Regions from separate parts of the Homo sapiens genome. Here region 2 is linked to region 1. Evidence: chromatin loops called from intact Hi-C (ENCODE). Cell type or tissue: ascending aorta. All regions are shown on one strand.

Region 1 (8,000 bases):
TCCACATAGGTCATTTCCTCACTTCCTTTAATCTCTGCTCAAATATCAATTCATCAGAGATGTATTACCATCTTTTCAAAAATGACAAATACTTGTCATTATCACCATCTGACATTGTACATATTTATTGTCTGTCTCCCCTGACCAGAATATAAATTCCACAGGAGCAGAGGCCTTGCCTGCTTTGTTCATCACTATAGCCCCAGCTTACAGAACAGGGCTTGGTTTTTGTTTGTTTGGTGGTTTCTTTTAAAGGTACAAAATAATGATTTAATAAATGAATGATTATTATCCTCATTTTACAGATAGGAATCAGGGATGCAATTGGTAATTTTCAGAGCTAGGCTTGAACTGAGATTTTTCCATATAAATTTTTTTCTCCAATTGCTTATTAGTTAATATTTATATTAGCACTTAAAAACTCTTTAATAGAAAATGTATATTATAGTAAAACATGCTAATTGTTTTTCAACCCAGTTAACCACCTGCAGCATTCCAAATCACAACAGAGGGGAGAATTAGCTCTGAAACCCACAAAAAGTGTTCATCAATCCCACATACACGCAATTTTTCTGGAACCATTTTTGTTCCCTGTGTTACATTTCTAGTTTTTCTTCATACAGTCCTAAGTCAAGGGTGTGGTGAGAGATTGGGAAGGCAGGCTTTGTAGCTTGGCCTCGGGCTGACACCCAGGGGTAATCACATCTCTCTTCCTGAGCACTCATAAGCACCTCTCTGCTTTCCTCTTTCCTGCTCAGCTGGCACAGACTGTCAGATTTGGGCTGAGGATAAATCAAGAGGAAGTGAGGTATGGGTTGTGAAGATCAGAGGCATGGCTGGTTCAGGGATGACACCAGGCTTCCTGGCAGATGAGCAGGATAAAGGGTCAAGTCCAAGGGCTCAACTCCAGGCAAGGAAGACAGTGGCAACTCTTCGGATGTTTAGACCCAAGGAAGAACATAAGGTGTGGTCACCCTTCTTGAAGGCATTTGAACACTAGAGATCTGTGTCTGTGATTATCTCCCAGGACCAGCGTGAAGCCACAGAGGTCCTGGATAAGATCAGGACAGGATGGGCGTTGGCCAAGGTCACCTAAAGCAGTGTTCCCAGAAGGAGATCTGTATCCCATTAAAAAAAGGATCTGGGCCGGGCGCGGTGGCTCATGCCTGTAATCCCAGCACTTTGGGAGGCCAAGGCGGGTGGATCACCTGAGGTTGGGAGTTCGAGATCAGCCTGACCAACATGGAGAAACCCCGTCTCTACTAAAAATACAAAAAATTAGCCGAGCATGGTGGCACATGCCTATAATGGCAGATACTCGGGAGGCTGAGGCAGGAGAATTGCTTGAACCAGGGAGGTGGAGGTTGCAGTGAGCTGAGATCACGCCATTGCACTCCAGCCTGGGCAACAAGAGCGAAACTCTGCCTCAAAAAAAATAAATAAATAAAAGAAAAGGAAAAGATCCCAGGTTGTAACCAAAAAGGGCTTGGGCCTGGCCTGGTGCTGAGAGGACCCGAGCAGGACCATATCTCTGGGTAGGGCATAAGGAGGGAGAACCTCCTGCCTGGTTGGGGGTAGAAAACCACTGGAGTGGTTGAGAGGTCCAGAAAGGCTTTTGCCCCCACCAAAATGTCTCTCCTCTGGTGTTCCATGGACTAAAATCCTCATAGCAGTGAAATAGTAGGTTGGCCTAATGCCTTATCTAAACGAGGCAACACATACATTAGCAGCACCTTAGCAGGAGTGGGAGATAAACAGCCATTCCCTTTGAATGATCTATTGAGCACACCTCTGTACCAGGACCATATAAAGCACCTAGAACCCTAGCCCCCGGAGAGAAGGCATTCAAGACATTGTTATTGATAGAAGGCATGGAGGGATGCAGCAGCAGACGATGCGTGACCGTGGGAGGGCCAGAGAGGCCTTGAATGCCATGGAATGGGGCTGGAATTTTTCCTATAGTCCAGGCAAGGGAAATAATACAAAGTTTGGGGCAGAAGGCTGATGAAGTGAGAACAGTAGCAGTGGCTAAACTTGAGTGATGGAGACCAACTAGGAGACTGTTATGACAGCCCCAGCACCTGAGTAGGATCCTGATTGGGGCAGATATGCCAAAAACAATGAAAACCCATTATCCACACTTATTGCATGAGGTAGTACCCTAAGGGGTCAGAAAGCAGAATAGGGAACTAAGATGGGGAGGAATAAAAAAGAATAAGAGAAACAATACGAGTGATCATTAGAGAAAGGGGGAGTGTGAGCCAAGTGAAGTAAGTGAAGTCCTGATGAAGACAACTTTGCCTGAACCCCACCCATTTTGCTTTGTGCTGGCTCTGCTCTCATCTGGGAAATGAGGGGGATAGAACGTGCCCTTAACACATCCTGGCAATGCTGCAGGTAGCTTGGATCTCAGATGTTAGCCAAGAAGCCCTGATTTGAGTGGGAGGCAGCAGGCTTCCTCACTTCAATTAAATAAGAATTTTCACACCCCTGTTATTTGCTCAGTTCTGTTCTGAGGCTAGAGAGGACACACACAGAGGATAAGCAGTGCTTAAGGGATGATCATCTTATTGGGAACGTGAGGTGCAAGCAAGAAGTAAATAGCAGGTAAATGCCAGATTGACTGCTCCAGGCAATAAATACTGGAGAAGTTCAGTGGAGAGGGAGTCGCTGAGGCATAGTGTCCAGGAAGGCTTCTTGAAGGAGGTGGGAATTGCCTTGGGTCACAAAGAAAATGTGGGCGTGGGCAGATGCAGGTGATGAAACATGCATTTAGTGGAATTCTTTAAGAAAGTAAAGGAGGAGTAGGTATAATGAGGAAAAACCTATAACCCACTTAGACTTTTAAAGAGCTTTTGACAAAGTTCTCTAAGAAAGGCTTTTTTGAAAGGTTAAGTCACCATGAAACTTGAGGGGGAGGAAAGAATGATATCTCTTTTATCAAGAGAATGGCTTAGAGACAGAAAATAAATGGTAGGAACAAATTTAGGCTTCAGCCAGGCACAGTGTCTCATGCCTGTAATCCCAGTACTTTGGGAGGCTGAGACAGGAGGATTGCTTCAGCTCAGGAGTTCAAGACCAGCCTGAGCAACATAGTGAGACCCCGTCACTCTAAAAGAAAATTTTTTTCTTAATTAGCCAGGCATGGTGGCGCACACCTGTAGTCTTAGCTACTCGGGAGGCTGAGCAGGAGGATCCCTTGGGCCTAGGAGGTCAAGGTGGCAGTGAGCTAAGATCCAGCCACTTTGCTCCAGCATAGATGACAGAGCAAGACCCTGTCTCAAAAAAAAAAAAAAAAGAAAAAAAGAAAAAAAAAATTTAGGCTTCTTTAGATGGTCCATTGTTAAAATTTTCTCTTCAAGAATCTGTGCAATAAATGGATAAACAAAATATGATATAGACATACAATGAAATATTCAGCCTTTAAAATGAATGAAATTTAACATGTTACAACATGGATGAAACTTGAAGACATGCTAAGTAAAAAAGTCACACACAAAAGGATAAATACTGTATGATTTCACCTTTATGATGTATTTAGAGTAGTCAACTCACAGAAACAGAAGGTAGAATGGATGTTGCCAGTGGCTTGAGAAAGGGGTAAAATGGGGGGTTAGGTTTTAATGGGTGCAGAGTTTCACTTTGGAATGATGAAAAGGTTGTAGAGATAGAGGGTGGTGACGGTGGCCGAATGCAAATGTGCTTAATGCCACTGAACTGTGCACTTCAGGAGCACTGAGACAGCACATTTTATGTTAGTGTATTTCACCATAATTAAAAAGGAAAAAATACATATGTGGAACGGCCCAGTTTATGTATTAAAAAGTAAATATTTTTAAAATAAGTTAACATGATACATTTTATGTTGTTTATATTTTACCACAACAACAGCAAAAAAAAAAAAAAAAAAAGAGTGTATGCCAAGACTGGTATAATTTAACATCTTTATACGTGTTCGGGAGGGGAAGGTCACATGACAAATCTTTCCCTTGCAGATGGCTCCAACTATAATCCTCCAGGTACAGTGGCAAGAAACTGACAGGCTTTGACAGGAGGAGGCACCAGAGCATTGGTCTTTGACCCTGGATGGACATTAGAATCATCTCCGGGAGCTTTTGAAGATATCCCCAGAGAATCTGATTTAACTGCCCTGAGTGAGGCCCTGGGAATTAGTGTTTTTTTTCAAAGCTCCCGGGTGATTCCAATCCACAGCCAGGGTCGACTGGTTAGAGCATCAAGGCTGAAAATCTCAGACTCCCTGAGTTTGAGTCTAGGCTGTGTCGTTTGCCAGCTGTGTGATGATCAGGTTACTTAATCTGTCTGTTTCTCAATATCCTTGTCTTCAACATTGTGTAATAATAGTCCTTACCTCATAGGGTTGCAGAGAGAATTAAAAGAGATACTGTAAGGAGAACATTTAATACAGTGCCTAGGGCATTGTATGAGCTCACTAAATGTTAGTTATCATTACCCACCGAGTTTGTATAATTTGGCAAGAAAAGGGGCAGATAAATTTAACGTGGCATGTGCAGATACGTTTAAAAATAAAATCCAAACTCTGTGACTAACATCTCTGTCAAAAGTCAGGAGAGGGCCTTTGGAAGAATTTTCCCTTCCAATACATGAGTTGAAAGTCCTGCTTTGCTCCAAAAGCCAAGAAAACACGTCAGGCATCAGCGAGGGGAGGAGGTGGCTGAAAATAACTGAGCCCCCACCCCCTCATTTCTTTAAACATGATACATCCACCTCTCACTGATTTGTGCTGGGTTCTAGTCACTGAACCTCTGATGTTCAGATACTGGAGAAGGAACGGAAGAGAATAACTCAAGGCTGCCGAGGGAAGACAGGCCAGAAAGGGTTAGAACCCTCCAGACTGGAAAAGGACACAATGGCAATCAGTAAACTCATCAATAACCAGAAGATCAACAAGGACTTATTCAACCCAAATACTCGCTGGAGGGGAAGATGAGAGAGGAATAGTTAGAGCAAATAAAAGGAATAGGTAATAAAATTGTGGAACAATTTACTCCAAGATGTAGTACATGAGGGAAATAGAAATGAATTCACAAAGCATCTGGACAAACTAATGTCAGAGATGTAAATGGATGCCCAGGGAAGCTGACATACGCTCACCTTGAAAGTCTGCATCAGGGAAGGTAGTGGGCATGTCCCTCCCAACAATGGAGAGACCATGGTCTGACCAGCATGTGCATTCTGATGTGTTTAGTGTCCCTAAGGAGGAATTTGCCAAAGAGTCAGGAATGGAAAAGAGTGTGCTGTGTTCTAGGGACAGTGAAAAAATTGGATTGGCTACAGTGAAAGGGCCAAGGACATGAGGGGGATTCGTCAGGATAGGTAAGGCTGGATCAGATTATCAACAGTACCCAGAACCAGTGAAATCAGCCCAAGAATCACAGAATATTGTAGCTCCTCTAGTCCAACACCTCCCTTCAAAAGATGAAAAAGTAGAGCTCAAGGGGATACATTCACTTGTCCAACATCTTACAATGTGTTGACAGCAGAGCAGAGATGGGAACCCTGTAGCTCTTCTATAATACCGTATGGTGGACTGGGTCTGGGACTTTGGAGAAAGACTTACCAAATCAATGACCTTGAGAAAGAGCGTTATCTCCTCTGAGCCCCAATGTGAAATAACTTAACCCACTCCAGGCCACATTAGCCTGGGGATACAAGTAAAGACTTGGCAAAAGTCCCAAAGCTGTTTCTCCAGCTCCACCCTCTTAACTTGGAAATTGCAGCTTTCCCCCATTTTTTCCTGGTAAGTCCTTGCAAGCCCCAGCACATGCCTCAGTCGAGTCCAGGGCCCGAGTCCTGTCAGCTGCCCTTGCTCTGCCCCTCCTTCTTGCCTTGGCTGTTTGGGTCAATGTCCCTAGACTCTACTGATGTCTCATTTTAAGTCCCCTCCTAGTGTCCAAGAACATCTCCAAGTTAAGTTTCCTGATGCTTGTGAAGAGGGATTGTTTTGCAGGTTGCAGAAAACACTGGCCTCGACTTTTCTCTCACTCTCCTTTGAAAATGGAACTGGAGCAACTTTTGGTGTTTCTTGGCTCTGCACTGCAGCTGTCGTGCCTTAGGACTGTCTGGTCCAGAGGACAAGCCGAGCGATACACTCGCCCTTGCTGCACTCAGAACTCTTCCTCTCCTCCAAAACTGGCTCACCGCCCTTGAATTTCTCACCATTGTGTCTCTAGCACAGTGCTGGGTACATTATAGATGCTCAATAAATATTTGTTGAACGAATTAACAAATTCTTCTCTTCCAGGTGGATTCTCTCTTCAAGCTTAGAAAACTAATTTTTTTCACAGGAGACTCAAACCAATCTCTGCATTTTTGTCCACCCATTTCCCCCTGCAGTCTTATGGATAGGCTTGTTTGAACCTTAGGGTAAATATGGCTTTGGCTCCAGCTAGGAATTTGGGATGCATGCAGTGAGACAATGTAGACAAACAGGTCCAGCAGAAAACCTGGGATATCACAGATAACCCAACACCATTATTCCTTTTCTTTCTTTTGCCTAACTAGGATTACTGACTCAGAAGGGGGAAAAACATCAAAGGCTTCACACAAAGAAATCTATTCAAAATGAAAGCAATTTGGAGACAGGAAAATTATGGTGTATCCACATCTGGCATAATGTGGGTAGTTCTAGTCATTTAACTTTAAAAAGGCTATGCTCGTGTTATTTATTACAATTTTAATTTAGACCTCATCTATTTCCAAAAAGGATTCAAGGCAAGTAAAAAGGTTAAAAAATAAACAAACACTTACATAGAACAAAAGAAGGAAATGAAAAATAAACACATGAACCAGTTGGTTGGTTTCATGCGATTCAAGAGTGGAGAGAGTGCAAAGTGGAGCTGGATGGAAGCCGAGATTGTCCATGGGTGCAGGGCAACAGGTCCCAGGTGCAGGTGGAGGACAGAGATGGCTGGCAGTGGATGAACAATCACAGGTCAGCAAGTTTGGGATGGAGACCAAAGGTGTACATCTATGGAAGTTCCTCAGGGAGGGGAAAGTTCCCAGTGTTTCTTTGAACAATCTGAGAAGAAAGTAGAAACCTGGTTAAAAGGGATCAAAAGAGGCATGTTGGTAGATTTCAACTTGGAAATGAAAAAATAGCACTGCTTTGGAGGAGGCAATGTGTACTGATGCAACAGAATGATATTTGAGATGATAACCACATTGTTCTTTTCTTCTCTTTTTCCTCTTCTCCATCTCATTCTGGCCATAAGGCAAAGGGAGAGAAAGCCCTTATCCCCTGGGCTTTCTAGGCCTTGAGAGTGACATGAGAGGGTGAGTCAGGTTCTTATGAGTGGGTCAAGGAAGTTAACTGAGAGAGAGAAAGAGCCCTAGGAGGGGATCTCTGTTGGGATGAGGGGTCACGCAGCAGAGGGATGTGGTGTGGACTGTCCCCACAGTGAATCTGATTGGGATGTGATTACAACTCAGGGATCCCCAGCACCAGGACAGTGCAGTCTCTGTTTGAGCAGGACTGTTTATTACCCCAGCCAAGCCCAACTATGAGGCCCGCAGAAACTGCAAACAGACACCACTATCCACCTCAGAAGCACACTGCTACTAGGGGACCACTTAGGGAATCCCACCTTTCTCCAGGAGCTCAGAAAAGTGGAAATCATCCTGAATAGACTAAGTTTTAAATTAAAAAAAGACTGAGAAATACTGAAGTTTATTGATTGTACTTGAAAGTCACTAGAATAAATTTCTTGCATCAAGCAGAATACGGGCTTGGGGTCAGAAATTAACTTGAGTTATAAGAAAATGAAGTTACACGTTTCCACACCTGAGTCTTTTGATGTGAAATTTGCAGCTACTATTCTGATTTGTATTGTTGTTGTTGCTAGAGTAACACCTCAATTAACCAGAGAGTATCCTTCCATGAGCTTTAAGCTCCAGGAATAGCCCCAAAATGGATATGAAGGCTATTTCTAGTGCCCTGGACATGGAGTGACAATGAAAAC
Region 2 (8,000 bases), 53 kb after region 1:
AATGCTGGGTGAGGGGCTTGGCTGACTGGCTGGAAGGTGGTTTGTTTAATCTCATTGGCCCTGGGTTAGATGACCTGCGGGATGGACTGGGTTTTATGGGAAGGAAGCTGAGGGTGTGCTGTGAGCCTCAGCCTCTAGTGGTTTCTCTTGTACACACTTTGTTGTCGCTGCGGCTCAGCTGCACACACCGCTGCCTGGGCAGATGAGCTCTGGGCTCACCCTCCCTCCTGCCTTCCCCTTTCCTTCTCCCCAGTTCCAGAAGCGTGGGTGCCTACCAGCCTCAGGAGGGGCTGGACTACAGGTCAGAGTCCTGAGGCCCTGGGCAAGAGCAGTTGTTGCTCTCCGCTGGTCAGATTATCTGAGGATTAAAAACAGCAGTGAGGCAATGTGTTTTTCCAACAGATTATTTTTTTTCCCTTTAATCATGTGCATTGAGCTGTGGAGTTTTCAGTCTGAAGTCCGTTAGCTCCCTGGGAGTAGTAGGATAACATGTAATAATAATAAAGTTTAGCAGACTTTTTGGTGAGCTCTTAAGGTGGCTTGCATAAGGGCAGCGGGTCCTCAGACATTTTACCCTGCTCTGCAGGGTGTGATGAGGGAGAAATCATTCCTTGGCTTCCTCCTGGATGGGTTTACTCTGGGAAGAGGGAAACTTTGAATTCCAATGGCAGATTATATTTAGAAACACTAGAATATGGTAATGTTTCAGTCTTCTTCTCTGCTGAGATGGAAGTTTGTGTTATATATTATGGTAACTGATACTCTCAGAGTGCTTTCTGATTTATAAAACACGTTCAATAAATTATCCCATTTCATCCTCATATCAATCCCACGAGGGAAGTATCATTATCTGTATGTCAGACAGGAGTCACTAAGCCTGTAAAAGGTTGAGTGACATTGGCTAGGCATCTTAGCTATTGAGTGATGAGGCTCAGACTCAATCCAAGACTTCTGACTGCAAAAAGGCAGGAGGCTGAGAAGGCGTGACTCATATTAGAAAGACTGGGATTCAGATCCTGGCTCTACTTACTAGCTATGTAATTTTGGTCAGATTATTTTTAAAAAAATTTTTTCTGGCAGAAATTAACACTCCTCTCAGTATGACCAAGCATATCAAATAAGCTATGGTTGCCCCTTTTTATTGACCATGTTCCTCCATGAGCTCCGTCGTTGCTCTGTTCTGGTCTGGTTGCTCTGCAGGCTGTTGAACAGTTGTCATCCTGGGATTTCTCTTCACCATCAATGTGGTAATCCTTTTGCCTCTCTCTTTCATTGAATTCTTTGTTTCCTAGTTTCCATGTCTAATTTTTCATTTATTTTTTGTTGTAGTGGAAGACGGGTCCCAGTATCTTTCTGAGAAAGGGTGCGCTGGTGGTAAATGTTATACATCTGATATTTTCATCTGTTCAAGTCTATTTTCATGATTGGTAGTTTGGCTGGTTACAGAATTCCAGTTAGAAATCATTTTCCTTGAGAATTGTGAAGCCAATGCTTGATTGTCTTTTGTGTGCTGATGAAGTCTTATGCCAATTCTGACTCCTGATCTTTTGTATGTTGTATTTATTTTTTCTTTGAAATGGTTAGGGTCTCCCCTTTGTCAGCAGTGTTCTGAAAGTTTTCAGTGATGTATTTTGGTAAGAGTCTTTTTATTCATGATGCTGGGCCCTGCCAACTGAAGACTCATATCCTTCAGTTTTGGAACATTTTCTTCAACTATTATTTTAATTTATTTGCTTTTTTAGAGATTGAGTCTCACTGTTGCCCAGGCTGGCCATGAACTCCTGGGCTCAAGTGATTCTCCTGCCTCAGCCTGCTAAGTAGTTGGAACTGCAGGCATGAGACGTTGTGCCAGGCTTCAAATTAATTTTTTGATAATTGATTTTCCTCTTTTTTTTTTCTTTTTCTTTTTCTGGAGTCTCTTTAATTTGGTTCTTGTGCTTAATGGGTCCATTCTCTTATTTTTCTTAAGTCCTTTTTTATTTCTTGATCTTTTTGTTGTATTTTCTAGGAGATTTTTTTTTTTCAATTCTACTTCCAACCCTAATTATTTCTGTGATAGTTTTACTTTCCAAGAGATTTTCACGATTCTCTGAGTATTTATTTTTCTTCATAACATTCTATTCTTATTTTATGGATGCACCATTTTATTTCTCTGAGAATAATAATTTTCTTGTTTTCTTCTGTTCTTTTAATTTTCTTTTTCTTCTACATTTCATCTTTCCATTGGTTTGTTCTGGTCTCTGTCTTTTGTAACCGGTGAACCTTGATTATCTGTCTGTTTTGAAGAGCAAGGCACTAGCACATTGACTGGCAGCTCTGTGAGTGTGTGGAGGGAGTGGAGAGTGCTTGTTTACTGGGAGAGCCTCACAGTGGAGATTTGAGCAGGAACCCAGCTGTTTCAATTGAGGATCTCCAAATCACTGTCTTTAGGTTGTTTTTCTTATGCTCCTCAGTTTCCCCAGAGGGAAATTCTCTAATCTGTTGCCTGGGGAATAAGACTGGCAGGTGGCATTCCAGAGAAGGGAAGGGAGATGCTGGGGGCTGGGAGCTTGGAGGAATGAGTGATCTCAAGGTTCAGTTTGTAGACTTTCTTTGAATCCCCCTGTCTTTTCTGAGGGCCATCCTCCCACCCTCTGCCGGGTTATCTCCCAGTGGAACTTTTCTTACTCAATCTCTCCATATAGTAACCCTCTTGCTTTCTGACAGGTGGGCAAGGGGCTGTTGCCCAGCTGTGCAATCTGGGCAAGGGGATCTGCTTTGTGTCTACTCCTTATTCACACTTTTAATAAACCCCCACCCATTGCTTTTAGCCCACCCTTCATTGTGCCTGCAGAGGTGCCTGATACCTCCAGTTCCCGAAGTTTTCCAGGGTTCTCTGGGGGAGAATTGGCTCATTTCTTGTTGACTGACCTCCTGAGATCACTTGGCTGAGTAAGAAAAGCTAAAAACCTCTCACCCATCCATTCCCATCCTAAGCATTAAGGGATGATCTTATTTCTCTGTGTATTTTATGCTTTGGTGCTTCTAGATGGGATGGAGTTTTTACTTTGCCCCAGCATATGGCATTGTGGTAACATGAGGAATATGGACAGACATTGACCTCCCAGGGGGCTCTCGACTGATGTGTAACAATGCAGAATGTTTATACAAACCTCCCTTGGTATCCTTGAGGGATTGGTTCCAGCATCCCGCCTCCACAGGATACCAAAACCCATGGATGCTCAAGTCCTTTATATAAAATGGCATGGTATTTGCATCTAACCTATGCATGACTTCCTGTATACTTTAAATCATCTCTAGATTTTTTATGATACCAAATACAATATAAATGCTAAGTAAGTAGTTGTTATACTGTATTGGTTTTATTGCTATTATTTTTTACTGTTATCCCGTTATTTTTTATGTTTTTCAAATGTTTTCCATCCATGGTTGGTCAAATCTGTGGATGCGGAACCTGCGAGATAGAGGGCTGACTGTATATATCTGCAGTCCATACAGCCTTATAAAAGTGCCTGGAGGGGAAGGGAGACTGGGAGTGGGCTGGGGAGTGTCCCTAGAGGTGAAGAAGTAGGTGTGGTGCATGAGATGTGTTGGTTTGCCCTCATCCTCTGGAAGTAAAGCAGCTCTAGGCAGCACATCCATGGGCACCGATTCTTCTGGGGCCCAGCCAGAAGCTGGAACTCACAGTCGTTGGCTCCTTGATCCCCAGGTGGTCCTGCCATCATGGCTGTCCTCTGCAAAGGTCTCCTCGCTCATTGAGAGAATCTCTGACCCCAAGGACTTGAAAAAACTGCTCAGAACCCGGAATAATGTACTGGTGCTTTACTCCAAATCTGGTGAGTGTCCCTTCCTGGCCTTGAGGTCAACCATCGGGGTAGGATGGGATTCAGGGGAAGGAGTGGGAGGCAGGAGACGTTAGGATGAAAACCACTTAGGGAGGGTCCAAGGGACATGGGGTTTGTCACCTTTCCTCAGAAGACAGAGGCAGAGGCACACAGAGGCATTGGCTCTGCCACTTTCTGATCCGAGGGGGTGGTTCCATTTCTTTTTTATGACTGTTTGTTGGGAAAGTCCTCTGGAGCCCCTCACTCCTCAAGAGGGAGAGGGCGTGTGTGAAGTAGGACAGAGGATCACAGTGGCGGACACTGGGCATGGATGTCCTGGCTTCCTGCACAGGCATGGGGCCGAGCCCTGCCAGGGCATGCTTCACCAGAGCTGTTGATTAACTGGCCAGGCCGGCCTGTTGCCAGCTGAATGGGTCCCAGGCTTGGAAGTACTCACCCCAGCTGGCAGCCCTGGCCCTGCCCAGTCCATCTGTCCTGCTCTGGGGTCAGATGCAAGACTGAATTTGGAGTGGGCTCTAAGCTTGGGTCACAGCATTTCTTGGGGGCAGGAGCAGCGGCCTGCCTCTCTTCTGACCTTGAGGCTGGCAAGGACATAGCAGATGGAGAGAGGTTTGCTTGGCTCTTGGCAGTGACTTTGGGGGAGGGTGAACGCTGACTCTGTTGAAGTTGTTCCAGCAGAGTTAAGTGTTTTTTGCTGCTTCTAAGGATGCCAAGTTTTCTGTGGCCCTGGAGAAGCAGCAGCCAGTGGCTGGCCAGTTCCGGGCAAAGTTTTCCCCGGCAGCTCGGCCTCAGCACTCACTGGCACCTGGGGGATGATAGAGGCTCCAGACGTGCCTGCATCCTCCAGGCATCCCTGGCACGTGGGATGTGTTCATTGCCACTTGCGGCTGCTGCTTCCCCTTCTGGCACACATGCCCCGAGTGCATTGTTGGGAGCCCAGCATGTGACTAGCATTCCTCTGCTGTCAGGAATAGGGGCGAAATCAAGGGAAAGGGGAAGCAGTGTCCTCTTGAGGCCTGGGGCATAGGGCCCTGAAAACGTGTGGCTTGCTGCCTTGGATACTCCCGGAGTTGGAACTAGGAGGACTGTCAGTGATAGACACGCTCCATTCCTTCCCTAGGGTAGATCCCATCATATAAGCTCATCATAATACAGTCTCATTGGCTCCTTTGCTGTGAGGGAGGCAGTGCAGGTTGTCAGAGGACATCCAGTATACAAATGAGGAAATGGAAGCTGGGAGTAGCGGACTTGTTTGAGATCTTCCAGCAGCAGGTGGGAGCTGGTCCCCTATGCCCCGCTGTCTCTCATTTTCTCTGATGGAGGATGGGAAGAGAGTATTGATTCTGCAATGACAGAAGGGCTTTGAGATCAGGTTGGGGCTGAGGCCGGAAAATCATTATGGGAAGTTAGAGAGTGGAAAGGTGGGGCCCTGTTGTCAGGCGCTTGCAGGGCAGGAGGTAGCACCTAAGCTCTCTTTCCCTCACCCGACCCTGTCTTGAGCCATTGAGAGTAGAGCCCCTGGTGCTTCCCACTTGTCAGCCTACCTCCTGCTTTCATTGCCTGATGGGGCCTGGGCAATTATTTTAACTTCCTGCCTCCTTGCCTAGGCCTGCTGCACGAGAGACATGTGACCTTCAGTGGGGCTTTTGAACAGTGCAGAAACTGGATTTTCTTTGCTCCCTCCCATCCTTCCAAGCAGTGCCTCCCTTTCCATGGCTAAAATGCAGGTTAGGGCAGGGGGTACTTTATCTTGCTGTAGTTTATTTCTCCCCCTCCCCTGCTTCCCAGAACCCAGTCCCAGCAGTAGAACAATGGCTTTCCCCACATCAGTGGCTCGCCCTCCTCCTGTCACCCTGGCTGTGGTTTCCTGGGAGTGCCTTCTCCGAGTGACTCCATGCATGTCTCTTGAGCGATACTTTTGTTTGCTTCTGTGAAAGGCTCAGCATGCTCTGTATTCACAAACAGCTACCATTATCCACACTAGAAAAGGCGATCTGCGGAGGCACATAATTCAGACATCATTTCTGCTTGGCTTGGGGATGTATCATATGGTTTTTGGCGGGAGAAAGCAGCAGATCGCTCTCCCCACAAGTCTTTGTCTGGCAGGCCTTTCAAGTGAGCTCACAGGTGTCGCCTAGGAGAACGTGACTCAGGAGCCTGCTGGCCACAGGAATCAAACACTGGCCACAGCCACTTTGCAGTGGATCATTGCAGGCTGGCAGTGCTGAAATCCTGGCCACAGAGGCTCTGTCCCTAAGACCCTGCCCTCCCACAGTAGTATCCGGGTGCCTTGCCCTGACCCATCAGGATTGACATCTGCACCAATGAGAAAGTCTTCCTTTCTTGTGATCACTCCATCCTGTCCCAAGGCATGGTCCACATTCCTGCAATTGACCCCTGGAGGTGCTACCAGGACCAGCTCTTGCCCCGTGGCTTCTGGGGAAGTGGGCTGTTAAATGTGGCTTAGGTGTCTTTGGCATTGGCCCATCAGAGCCTAGTGTCACTTATAGACCTCATTTTATCATCAGGTTGTACTGAGCTCCTAGATGAGCGTGTGCTGCACAAGTAAAGGAAGGATCTGATCCTAGCTCTCGTCAGCTCCTAGGTGGGGCATCAGGACAGATGAATGTGGAGTCAGCAACATCATTCCCTGCTTTAGTTATAGGATTGTCATTGTTTATGGAATTGTCAAAATGTATCCCAGAAAGACATGAGTCGGAGACTTTACTGGCCTTGAGGATCTGGCTGAGAGATTCTTGGAATAGTAAGGTGTGAGGTGTGGATTAAGGCAGGGTGACTTGGGGGTTCTGTGTCCAAGAGGAAGGCCCCTGAGTATGGTGGGATCAGGGGTTTCTGAGAAGAGCCAGGACCATTCTTGCAGCACAGGCCCTGGCACTGTTGAATGCAGGGATGGGTGTTTTACCTGGTGCTCAGGACTTCTCCACCCCCTCTAGGATTGGTCTCCATCCTTCCTCACCCCTGAGGGAAGATAGCAGACATGACCCAGTGCCCTTGGTCACAGATGTTTAATTTTTTGTTTTTTTTTTACAGAGGTGGCAGCTGAAAATCATCTCAGGTTACTGTCCACAGTGGCCCAGGCGGTGAAAGGACAAGGGACCATCTGCTGGGTGGACTGTGGGTATGTGCTGGGGCCATGTGCCATGGTGGCTGCTGGGCAGAGGGGCACTTGGGGCTTTGATTGGTGGGGACAGGAACTGTCTCTTGATTAATAATCTGGGAGAGAGGATGCGATGGAAAGATTCCATCTAGTGATACTTCGAGGTCACCTCTGGACTGGAAGAGTGGTGTCTGGCTTTCCACCCCTTTCTTCCCAGCCCAGCCCCATTTCTTCCCTTTTTCCGTAGAGCTTTCACTTTCTTCTATTTCCATGTGTTTCTTTCTTCTGTCTTCCCAGAGGGAGGTGAGTGGCAGAGGGGGCCTTCCTGTCTTACAGAGGGTGGCCTTGATACCCCGAGAGGCAAGGTGATTTTCAAGGTTACCCAGTGGGTTTGCCTGTGGTGGGTCTGCAGCAAGAACCATGAGCTTTACCCCCAACCCAGGACATTACCACTAGACGCCTCTGCTGCCCACCATGCAAAGGTAGAATCAGTGGGTCAAGCTGTCTATGCCTTGGCTTCTGAGGGGGCCCAGGCCTATAAAGGTCTTCTAAATCTTTAATGTAGCTATTATTGCCTGAGTCATAAGCCCTGTTACTACCCTGCAGGTTAAGCGAGCTTTTATGGCACCCACTCCAGTGTAATCCTCTTCCTCTTTAGTCTGAGTTCTAAATGGTTACTTTTCGAGTGAATTTTTGGGACATAACTGATTTATAAGTTGATGACCTCAAGTTTGTTCTGCCTGTGATTAGAGAGCATTGAAGGAGATTCATATTTTGACAAAGCACTGAGTGAAACTAGGATAATAAGTCTTAGCCAAGTGGTGTGTGCTGTAGAGGGTGTGTGTGTGTGTGTGTGTGTGGCCTCATACTTCCAGATTCATTCAGATACTAACTGAACAGAAAAGGTTGCTCACCAGGCAGTAGGTGAGATCTTAGCCATTGGTTAATTCTAGTTCATAGTTGGTCCAAAAGTGTGCTTGCCTTGACCAGCTGTGCTCTGTGTGACTGGCAAAGTAAAAAGCCTATTAAATGAAGAC

The links. A loop is a pair of places that touch in the nucleus more often than their neighbours do. Peaks named below come from ENCODE experiments on the same cell type or tissue, not always from the same donor. Only the 100,000 strongest peaks of a DNase experiment are listed, where the experiment ranks them.
Region 2: it touches region 1 in a loop (2.6-fold over the local background); 7 of 110 quality-filtered maps call a loop at or near these places.

The regions. Positions count from the first base shown.
Region 1 is chr3:123,032,486-123,040,485 of GRCh38, forward strand. No RefSeq gene overlaps it. Among named protein-coding and RNA genes, the nearest start is that of SEMA5B, 8.7 kb to the left of the region's middle. RefSeq lists an enhancer at 1,558-2,112. In ascending aorta, no CTCF peak of the experiment used is centred here; DNase peaks (open chromatin) are centred at 4,266 and 4,686; H3K27ac peaks cover 1,550 bases.
Region 2 is chr3:123,085,459-123,093,458 of GRCh38, forward strand. It overlaps PDIA5 (protein disulfide isomerase family A member 5), which reads left to right. Exons shown (of 17, transcript NM_006810.4): 2 at 3,710-3,836; 3 at 6,897-6,984. Among named protein-coding and RNA genes, the nearest start is that of PDIA5, 22 kb to the left of the region's middle. RefSeq lists an enhancer at 1-59. In ascending aorta, no CTCF peak of the experiment used is centred here; a DNase peak (open chromatin) is centred at 4,443; H3K27ac peaks cover 4,850 bases.